Regions from separate parts of the Homo sapiens genome. Here region 1 is linked to region 2. A link is a contact called in ENCODE Hi-C or POLR2A ChIA-PET data. All regions are on one chromosome and are shown on one strand. Each heading gives the region's core, a stretch centred on a gene start or an enhancer-like site at or near the end of the contact. The rest is flanking DNA. Distances are from core to core; before and after follow the strand shown. Region 1 holds the start of ZNF70 (zinc finger protein 70). Region 2 holds the start of CABIN1 (calcineurin binding protein 1).

Evidence for each region. A loop is a pair of places that touch in the nucleus more often than their neighbours do. ChIA-PET counts read pairs that join two places held with the same protein, here RNA polymerase II (POLR2A). Pooled maps may share reads with other maps.
Region 1: a loop to region 2 is called in a map with no recorded cell type, with 13 times the contacts of the local background. The contact joins the promoter of ZNF70 here to the promoter of CABIN1 in region 2. A Hi-C loop is called at or near these places in 2 of 37 single-sample maps with no recorded cell type and 8 of 50 pooled maps. POLR2A ChIA-PET finds 5 or more read pairs at or near these places in 5 of 52 experiments (B cell, WTC11, activated B cell and 2 more).

Annotation. Positions count from the first base shown.
Region 1 is chr22:23,747,906-23,753,216 of GRCh38, forward strand. It overlaps ZNF70 (zinc finger protein 70), which reads right to left and starts at 3,207. Exons shown (of 2, transcript NM_021916.4): 1 at 2,806-3,207. It overlaps VPREB3 (V-set pre-B cell surrogate light chain 3), which reads right to left. Exons shown (of 2, transcript NM_013378.3): 2 at 4,838-5,293. The coding sequence ends at 4,971. RefSeq lists a silencer at 2,923-3,372 and enhancers at 2,965-3,640, 3,523-3,582, 4,423-4,482, 4,993-5,311.
Region 2 is chr22:24,009,763-24,014,572 of GRCh38, forward strand. CABIN1 (calcineurin binding protein 1) reads left to right here and starts at 1,542. Exons shown (of 37, transcript NM_012295.4): 1 at 1,542-1,605.

The sequences.
Region 1 (5,311 bases), core at 1,957-4,456, 260 kb before region 2:
GCAGGGACAAGGAAGGAAGCTAGAACAGCCCACTCAGCACTCCCCCTCCCAGATGTGGCCCCTGAGGAAGCCCCAAAGAGCCCTATTCAGAAACTTCTGTGCTAGATAAAGGCAAAGTCTTCAGGTGACACAATAATGATAGCAACAGCTCATATTCACTGAGCACCTACTCTGTGCTAGGCACTAATAGGTCCTTCAAGGCACCTCATTTAATCTTCACAACTCTATACAAAGGCACAATTATCCTTATACTGCATCTAGAGAGTAACTGCCTCAGAAAAAAAAAAAAAACTAAATTAATCAGAACAGTCATAACAGAACTCATTTCTACTTGGAAAAAAAAATTTTTTTTGAGACAGGGTCTCACTCTGTCACCCAGGCTGGAGTGCAGGAGTAGAATCACAGCTCACTGCAGCCTTGACCTCCCCGGCTCAACTGATCCTCCAACCTCAGCCTCTCAAGTAGCTGGGACTACAGGGGCATATCAACACATCCAGCTAATTTTTTAATTTTTCTGTAGAGATGAGATAATATTATGTTGCCCAGGCTGGTCTTGAACTCCTGGGCTCAAGCAGTCCTCCCACCTCTGCCTCCCAAAGTGCTGGATTACAGGCATGAGCCACCATGCCCAGCAGAAATGATTTTTTTTTTTTTTTGAGGTGGAGTCTCACTCTTGTTGCCCAGCCAGGAGTGCAATGGCCCAATCTCGGCTCACTGCAACCTCTGCCTCCTGGGTTCAAGCAATTCTCCTGCCTCACCCTCCTGAATAGCTGGGATTACAGGCACCCGCCACCAGGCCCGGATAATTTTTGTATTTTTAGTAGAGATGGGGTTTCACTATGTTGGCCAGGCTGGTCTCGAACTCCTGACCTCAGGTGATCCGCCCACCTTGGCATCCCAAAGTGCTGGGATTACAGGTGTGAGCCACCACGCCCAGCCCAGAAATGATTTTTTTAAATGATTTTTCAGCCAATAGACCGACTGGATATAAAAAAAAAAGAGCACTGAACTAAAGTATTTTCTTTTTCCAGAATGGAGTGCAGTAGTGTGATTACAGCTCACTGGAACCTCTGGCTCCTGGGTTCAAGTGATTCTCCTATCTCAGCCTCTTAAGTAGCTAGGACACCATCCTGGCTAACACGGTGAAACCCTGTCTCTATTAAAAATACAAAAAAGGCCGGACGCGGTGGCTCACGCCTCTAATCCCAGCACTTTGGGAGGCCGAGGTGGGTGGATCATGAGGTCAGGAGTTCAAGACCAGCCTGGCCAAGATGGTGAAACCCCGTCTCTACTAAAATTACAAAAATTACAGCGCGTCTGTAATCCCAGCTACTCCGGGAGGCTGAGGCAGGAGAATCGCTTGAACCTGGGGGGCGGAGGTTGCAGTGAGCCGAGATCGCGCCACTGCACTCTAGCCTGGGTAACAGAGCGAGACTCCATCTCAAAAAAAAAAAAAAAAAAAAAAAAAAAAAAAAAGCCGGCCGTGGTGGCAGGTGCCTGTAGTCCCAGCTACTTGGGAGGCTGAGGCAGGAGAATGGCGTGAACCCAGGAGGCGGAGCTTGCAGTGAGCCGAGATCGCGCCACTGCACTCCAGGCTGGGCGACAGGACGAGACTCCGTCTCAAAAAAAAAAAAAAAAAAAAAAAAAAAGTAGCTGGGAATACAGGCTCTACAGGCACGTGCCACACCTGGCTAATTTTTGTATTTTTTGTAGAGATGGGTTTTCGCCATGTTGTGCAGACTGGTCTCGAATTTCTGAGCTCATGCGATCCACCCATTTTGGCCTCCGAAAGTGCTGGTATTATAGGCGTGAGCCCCCTCGCCCAGCCCTAAAGTATTTTCAAAAATTCTTTGATCACTTCAACTCCTCTCACCCTCCCCCTCCTCTTCAGCAACCCATAATCTCCAACTCTTCCAGCTCTCTCACTCAATTTGTGCTTTTCGACCTCATGAAATCCAAGCCATTTTTACTGTAGTTCTCCTTTTCTAGCTCCACCCCTTCTCCATCCAGCTTAGACTCTCCATACTATGCGCATCACTTCAACTCTCACGCTCTAGCACCATGCTCCTCACCTCCTCGTCCGGCTGCAACTAGCCGCTAAGTCCCAGTCTTCTCGGCCAGTTCCTCCTAAGTTGTTAAATGTTGCCAAGAAAAATCATACAACTATGTATGGCACCACGACAAATTTCGAGTTTCCGATTTCAGCTGGGACCTCAGCTCTGGCATTCTATGACCTCCTTATTGCCAATCCCTCTCTTCTCGGTCTTCACCTTCCCACCCCATCTGGCACTGCTCTCCAATACCTCCTTCTCAAAACCCTTCATTTCAGAGGTTGCAAATTGGCAGCCTGAAGATCCTGCTATGTTATGTTTGGCTCTCGAAGAGTTTGGCTTTTCCTGTTCATTTTCCTTAGTTACCAATATTTAAAACTCAGTAGGTTTCTGGCTTTCTCTTGAAAAACGAAGATGTGACAATATCCCTTCACCCGCCCACATTGCCTACCTAGGTGCATGAAAGCTTTGAGCTACCCCCCAACCCCATCCCCACCCTCGCTTTCTTCCCAATTTTCATGGCTTCCAAGTTCTCTTTCTTGATATCTTTAGATTGCAACTCTTCCTCCGCCCACCCATTAAGTCCTGGTGTTCTCAAACTTCCCTCCGTAGAGGTTTTCCATTCCCACTATATAGCCCCTACACCCTGAAGTCTCCACTCAGAAAAAAGTTGGCAACCCTTTATCTGTCTCCCACAACATGATAAGTGTTTTTGGACCGAAAATGCAAAGATCTGGAACTCCATGCTTCCCACCTCTGTCGGGGCCTTCTCCGGGTCCTCCTGCATCTGTCATCCCATCCTCCAGAGAGTCCCTAGGGCCTGGGCACCCTGCAAACTCTTAGTGCAGTCAAGGTTTCCTGGCTGGGGGCCCAAGAGTTGCCACGGACCCGCACACGCTGCCCAGGCGGCGACGTGGCGCCCCTACAGGCTTCCCCGCGATTGGGGACACGCACACCCAGGGCCACCGGAGGGACAGGTGGTCAGGCGGACTCAGGTCACACCGGCGGACGCGGGGCCACTCACCTGGGCCGGGGCGGGGCAGCTCACCTGGGCCGGGGCGGGGCCGCAGGCGGGCGGGGCGGGGCCGCACCTGAGCTGCTCCAACCCGCGGCCGACGCGGCCGACGCTGCCTGGCTCCACAGCAGCTGCTGACGCGGAGCCCGCGGCCGCCCGAGCACCCAGAGCCCCGCCCCCGGCCCGCGGGCACTTCCGGGACCACTCTAGGCCGCGCGGAGGTCCCGGCGTCTCGGTGGTCCCACCGCGCCGGTTGTCGCCGCGCGAAGCCGCCCGGGCCCCGGGACACAAGGACCCGAATCAGGAGAGTCTCTCCAGTCGGCATGGTGGCTCTGGCCGTCCCCGAAGCGCGTGCTGGACGTGGGGGAAACAGAGATGGGCAGGCGTTGGCAGGAGAGCAGAGGAGGAAACAGGTCCGGACGGGCGGGCCGACCTCGAGCCGCCGGCACTCGGGGCATCTGCGCTGGTGCTGGGTGCAAGCCAGAAGCCACTGAGGCAGCTGGGGTCTTCAGGGAAAGGAGAGTGGAGCCCCAGAGCTGTCGACCCTGTCACTGTCCACAGGCACCGGGGTCCTGTTAGGATCCCCCTCCCCCAACCTGCTTCAAGGGTAGCCCTGTTCCTGTCTGCCCTCCCCGCCCCCACAGAAATAGAGATGAGAAGGGGCAGGCGAAGAACTAGGAGTGTCTGCGAGACCATCCCAGGACCCTGAGCCCCCCAACTCTCTGCATCCCAGGGCTGACTTCGACATGAAGCGCCTCCTCTCAGGCGCACCGGGAGGGAAGAGGAATGTGTTCTTGAAATGGCCGCCCCCTTGGCCGGGCGCGGTGGCTCACGCCTTTAATCCCAGCATTTTGGGAGGCGGAGGCGGGTGGATCACGAGGTCAGGAGTTCGAGACTCAGCCAGACCAACATGGTGAAACCCTGTTTCTACTAAAAATTATCCGGGAGTGGTGACAAGCGCCTGTAATCCCAGCTACTGAGACAGGAGAATCGTTTGACCCTGAGAGGCGGAGGTTGCAGTGAGCCAAGATAGTGCCATTGCACTCCAGCCTGGGCGACAGAGCGAGACTCCATCTCAAAAAACAAAAAAAAAAAAAAGAAAAGGAATCTCCGCCCCCTCCTTGCTGCTGATGGCAAGACTGGCCCCTCCACCCAGTGTTCTGCCCATGACACCCCCCCCTCAGGTGCAGCTGCCCAGCTTGTGGGAGAGCTTCCCTCCGCAGACCTTGGCCCAATCACAGGACATCAGGAGAACACACTGTCCCTGGGAAAAAGGATTCTGCCCCAGCCGCCCACCTGCCTTCAGCACCCTCAGCCTTGGCGCTCGAGTGCCTCCAATGCTACCCACACACACCTGCCTTCCTGCCCCATTAATGCTCTGTCGGGCCTTGGGCACAGACTCCAAGGGGTAGGCAGTGGCTGCCCCTCCCCAAGCCAACAGCCTGAGCTCCATGGGGACCAGCCACCCTAGAGCCATAACCCTTGGACCATAACCAGCCATGCAGAGTTGGGGGCGGCAAGGGCTGGTTCCTTTTTCTCCCTCCGGCTCCTCAGGTCACAGGAAGGTCAGGCTACCAGTTTGAGCCCCCAGGGGGCCATGGTGGGGGAGTCTGGGCCATGCCCCAATAGTCTCAGGTGCTTCCTCTTTGACAACAGTCCCCAGAATCCCCATTCCCCCGCACACTGCTCCCCACCCCAGGAGTGGGTCTTCGACTCCCAGACCCACCACAGTCATTTTTCTCAGCCAGGATCTTATGACCCTCACAATAGCTGTTGTTGACATGTTGAATATTATTAACCCATTTTACAGAGGGGAAGCAAGGCTCAGAGAAAGTTTAAAAGGGACCCAAGGTCAGGGGCAGAAATGGGAGGCAGAGGGGAGGCACCCATCTCACACCCCACCCCTAGGGACTAAAGCCGTAGCCAACAGAGCAGTAGTAATCCGCGTCGTCTTCAGGCTGCACGGGACTAATGGTGAGGACACAGGCATTGTGGGCCTCATCCTTGGCTGCCGAGAATCGATCGGGGATGTCAGCAGGCCGGTGGTGATCCTCCTCCGAGCGGTAGTAGAGGAGATATCGAGGGGCACTGCCTGCCCGCTGCTGGTACCAGGACACACCGTAGTCCCTGATGGTGACGTGCTGGGGGCTGAGCGTGCAGGAGAGTTGAGCCACTTGGCCTGGGAAGACCAGCAGTGCATCCAGCTGGGCCAGGACTGTCTGGGAAACTGCGAGACACAAACCCA
Region 2 (4,810 bases), core at 292-2,791:
ACACTCCCTAATTTTCTTGGTCGTGAGACAAAGAATTCTGGGTGATACCCCACAATGAGAGACTGGTACATTGTGGTGCACGGGCAAGACTGCAACAATATGTTTTCTGCTTGCTTGTTTGGACTGGCCTCTTCCTAACTCTCCAGAGTGCTCTCTCCCCACTGTGGCCCTGAGCTTTGCCTCACGGTAACACTGTGCTGCATGACACTCCAGCATGATCTGCATGTTTCTCACCTCCGGACCTTCCCCACACAACTTTCTTGCTGCTTGGACCACCCTTCCCACCTATTTTCAACTGTTTCTCTCCAGCGCATCTTTCATGATAAGGCTTGAGTGGAAGCTGTATCCGAGGCTGAAGGTTATCCATGCAGCTTTGAAACCATCTGTTTATGCTTCTGTTTACCCCCCAAATACTGTTTACCCCAATACTCAAAGTCAAGGTTGGTGACTCAACAATTTTCAGAACTTCTAGCTTATCAGTATAGCTTTATTGTACTGAACTGAGTTTTTCACCATGCTGTTACTGTCTTTGAGGTTAAAAAGCCCCCAACATTCACTCCTATTTGAATCATCTGTGCAAGACTCAAGCAGCTATGAATTCAACCACAGTGTAAAGTTCTTCCCTACAATGCTTTATTGTTATTCTAGCTCCCAAGAGAGTACCATCTTTCAGCCCAAGACCCTTGACAGAACCCCTTCAACTCTGTCGCCTTTTTTCATCTCTGGAATTCTGACACCACCCATGACCCCTCTTCTTGTTCATTTACTAGGTTTTGTTCCTTTTTTTCCTTTTGTTTCAATATCCTATTGTATCTGTTCCTTTTGGGCTTCACATCCTTTTTGGAAAGAGAGGCACAGGTAATATAATGAATGAGGATGCTCCTCCTCCCTGGTTCCCTCTAAGTCAAGTTTCTCCAACGCGCTGGTCTGCTTGGCTTTGAATGCGGCTCAACACAAATTCATAAACTTTCTTACAACATTTTGAGATTTTTTGGTGATTTTTATTTTTATTATTTATTTATTTATTAACTTATCAGCTATCCTTAGTGTTAGTGTATTTTATGTGTGGCCCAAAACAATTCTTCCAACGTGGCCCAGGGAAACCAAAAGATTGGACACCCCGCTCTAAGTGTTCCCCAAGTTTCCACTGTTTTCAGAGCACATGTCCCAGGTAATAACACACAGCCCATCATTTAGTGACTGCTCAGGGTGCAAGCTGTGGAGAAGAGAGTCCGACTACGAGCTGGTGCTCTAAGCCTCCAGCACGCTAGGACTGACGACGGGGATCCGGAAACAACAAGCTCCACTCCCGCAACACACACACACACACACACACACACACACACACACACACACACACGCACACGCACACGCGCACGCGCGCACACACGCGCACACACGCGCGCACGCGCGCGCGCGCCGCCCAAGGGTAGCCGTCTGCAGGGCCCCAGCTAAGCAGCCCGCGGAGAGCGAGCGGCGCGTGCGCCCCCGCTGATTGGCTGGCACAACCGGCACCGGAGCCAATGGGAGCACGCCTTGTTGTCAGGCGCGCAGCCGGACGGCGCGGTGGTCGGGACAGACTGGCCGTTGCTGTGGAGACGCCTGGTGAGTTCCTGGAAGGCTGGTTTGAAGGCGGTGCCGGGGTGGGGGTGAGGCTCAGCAGAGCCCGGGGCACAGGCCGGAGGGGCTGCAGGCGCGAGGCTGGGTTACGTGAGGAAGCTGGGGGTTTCGCGGGCAGCTTTAGAGCCCCAGTCAGGGAAACCGAGGCCGGGCTTCCTGGCTGCCTCGCGAGCCTCTTCATGGCTCTCGCCGCCGCCCTGAGGTGCCTAGAATGGGTTCCGGCCTCCGGGGAGGTTCCCAGTAACCGCAGGAGCCACCATTGATTTGGCGTCTGCTGGGTGCAAAGCCCAGCGCGCTAACCCTTTACTCGCGACCTTTCGCTTCACCTTCACAGCAGCCCTGCGAGGTGAGTGTTGTTATTGGTGCCATTTACAGGGGTGGAAACTGAGGCCGCGGGTAGGTGAAATGATTTGCTCCAAGTCACCCAGTGGGTGAGCGCGACTCCAGACTGAAAATTTTGACCGTTCTGCTTCACTGCCTCCCCGCAAGAGGCGGGCCCTGGCCAGATGGAACTCACCTGGCATTCCCAAGGTATCTGCACAAGTGGCTTTGGGAGTCACTTAACTCTTCAGGACCTGGGTTATTACAGGTTATAAGTGTGGGACCGTCGGATTCCATGTGGCTAAGATTCTTTCTATGTGATTATTGTGGTTAGAAATAGAATATGCTTAGAACAGTCTCGTTCAGCGGTCGGCAAACTTTTGTTGTAAATATATCAGTGTTTACATTGTTATATTGTAAGTATAATGAGTATAATAGTATTCATAATAGTAGTTTAGGCTTGGGGGGTCCATACTCTGTCTACTTAACTGTAGCGATGTAGTGTGGATACAGCCAAAGACAATACATAACAGACTAGCTGCGTCGCAATAAAATTTTAATTATAGGGACCGAAGTTTTAATTTTATATATTGTTAATATAATTTTCACGTGTCATGATTTTTTTTCCCAAATATGAAAAAATGTAAAAACCATTCTTTGCTCGTGGGCTGTACAAAAAGGGTGGGCTGGTTAGCTTGCAGAACCCTCATCTAGTACAAAGCCTCATACATGAGGGGAAACAGACTGAGAGACTGACATCTATGTCAAGTCAGTCACACAGCCAGGGCACTGCCACCACTGAGCTTAAGACATAGGCTTCCCACCTTCCAGGCCAGGAAACATCCCCAGTTATCACTCTGGATCAGGGTGCTGAGGTCTGAAGGTGTGCTACTCTTTATCGTGTTCTGAGGCCATGGAAACTATATTCTAAGGGGTTTGGAAACTTATTAGCTTAGACTAATAAGCCTGGTGAATGTGCTGCTATCTGAGGAAATGCAGCTGCTGGGCTGGGAGTCAGAAATGAATAGATATTTTTCTTTTTCATGATTATTCAATAGCTTTTGTGTGTGTGTGTGTGACGGAGCCTTGGTCTGTCGCCCAGGCTGGAGTGCAGTGGCATGATCTCGGCTCACTGCAATCTCCGCCTCCCGGGTTCAAGCAGTTCTCCTGTCTCGGCCTCCCGAGTAGCTGGGACTACAGACACCCGCCACCATGCTTGGCTAATTTTTGTATTTTTAGTAGAGACGGGGTTTCACCGTATTGGTCAGGCTGCTCTCAAACTCCTGACCTCAGGTGATCCACCCGCCTCGGCCTCTGAAAGTGTTGGGATTACAGGCGTCAGACACCGCGCCCGGCCTCAATAGCTTTTTTTTTTTTAAAAGCTCCTTTTAGTGAGTTTCTTGGATTTATGGTGAACAATACATAAATGGTTACCATCCTCACATTGCTTACAGATGATAAATATATAATCAAAATGGTTATTTCTTTTTAAGCTTTTTTTTTTTTTTTTTTGAGATGGAGTCTCGCCTGTGGCCCAGGCTGGAGTGCAGTGGTGCGATCTCGCCTCACTGCAAGCTCCGCCGCCTGGGTTCACGCCATTCTCCTGCCTCAGCCTCCCTAGTAGCTGGGACTACAGGCGCCTCTCACCATACCCTGCTAGTTTTTTGTATTTTTTAGTAGAGACGGAGTTTCACCGTGTTAGCCAGGATGGTCTTGATCTCCTGACCTCATGATCCGCCCGCCTCGGCCTCCAAAAGTGCTGGGATTATAGGCGTGAGCCACCATGCCCGGCCTCTTTTTAAGCTTTTTAAACTAATTTTAGATTTAGAGAAAAATTGCAACAATACAAAACGCTCTGTTATGTCCTTCACCCTGCTTTCCCTAATGTTAACATCTTACATAATCATACAATTATCAAGAACAGAAATCTAGTGTTGGTACAGTATTATTAACTACATTACAGATGTGATATGAATGTTACCATTTTTTAAATTAAGGTTGTGTTTTCATTCCAGGACCCTATCCAAGATCCCATGTTGCATTTAGTTATTTCTCCTTGGTCCATAACACTTCCTTAGTCTTTTCTTGTTTTCCTTGGCTTTGATGCTTTTAAAGAGTAGTGATCAGTTATTTTGTCTAACGTCTCTCAATTTAAAGGTTTGTCCAGTGTTTTCTAATGATTGGGGTGAGATTATGCATTGTTGGCCAGAACACAAAGACACATTATCTTTGTGTCTTTCTCAGTGCATCACATGGAGTCCAAGATATTGGAATGTCTTATTACTGGTGATATTTACCTTGATCTATTGGTTTACTTGGTGTCTACCAGGTTTCTACACCATAAAATTACTATCCCTTTCTAATTAATAAGTCTCTTGGGAGAGATACATTGAGAGGACACAAATTCTCGTTCTCCACAAATTTGCTCCCTGACTTTAGCATCCATCTGCAGATCTTTGTGGTGTTTGCCTAAAGGTAATTATTTCTCTCTTTCCTTCTACATTATTAAGTCAAGTTCTACTGAAAGGAGAACTACCCTCTCTCTCTTTTATTTATTTATTTGATTATTTATGTGTCAGTGTAGGCCATGGATATGTATTATATTCTATGAGTTAAAATTCATTATCATCATTATTTTGTTGCTTACTGTTCCAGCATTGGCTATTTAGTTAGGATCTCCTTCAGGTTAGCTTCTGTGGCCTATCAACTGGCCCTCATTTTTTTTTTTTTCCTTCAAGCACTTACTTTATGGCACACCACAAGGTGTTCCAGGCTCATCTTGTGTTTTCTCTGACCCAACTCTGGAATCAGTTCTTTTTGTCTTTAGCCTATCCAGTCAAGATACCATTTTCTACAGTTACTTAGGTTA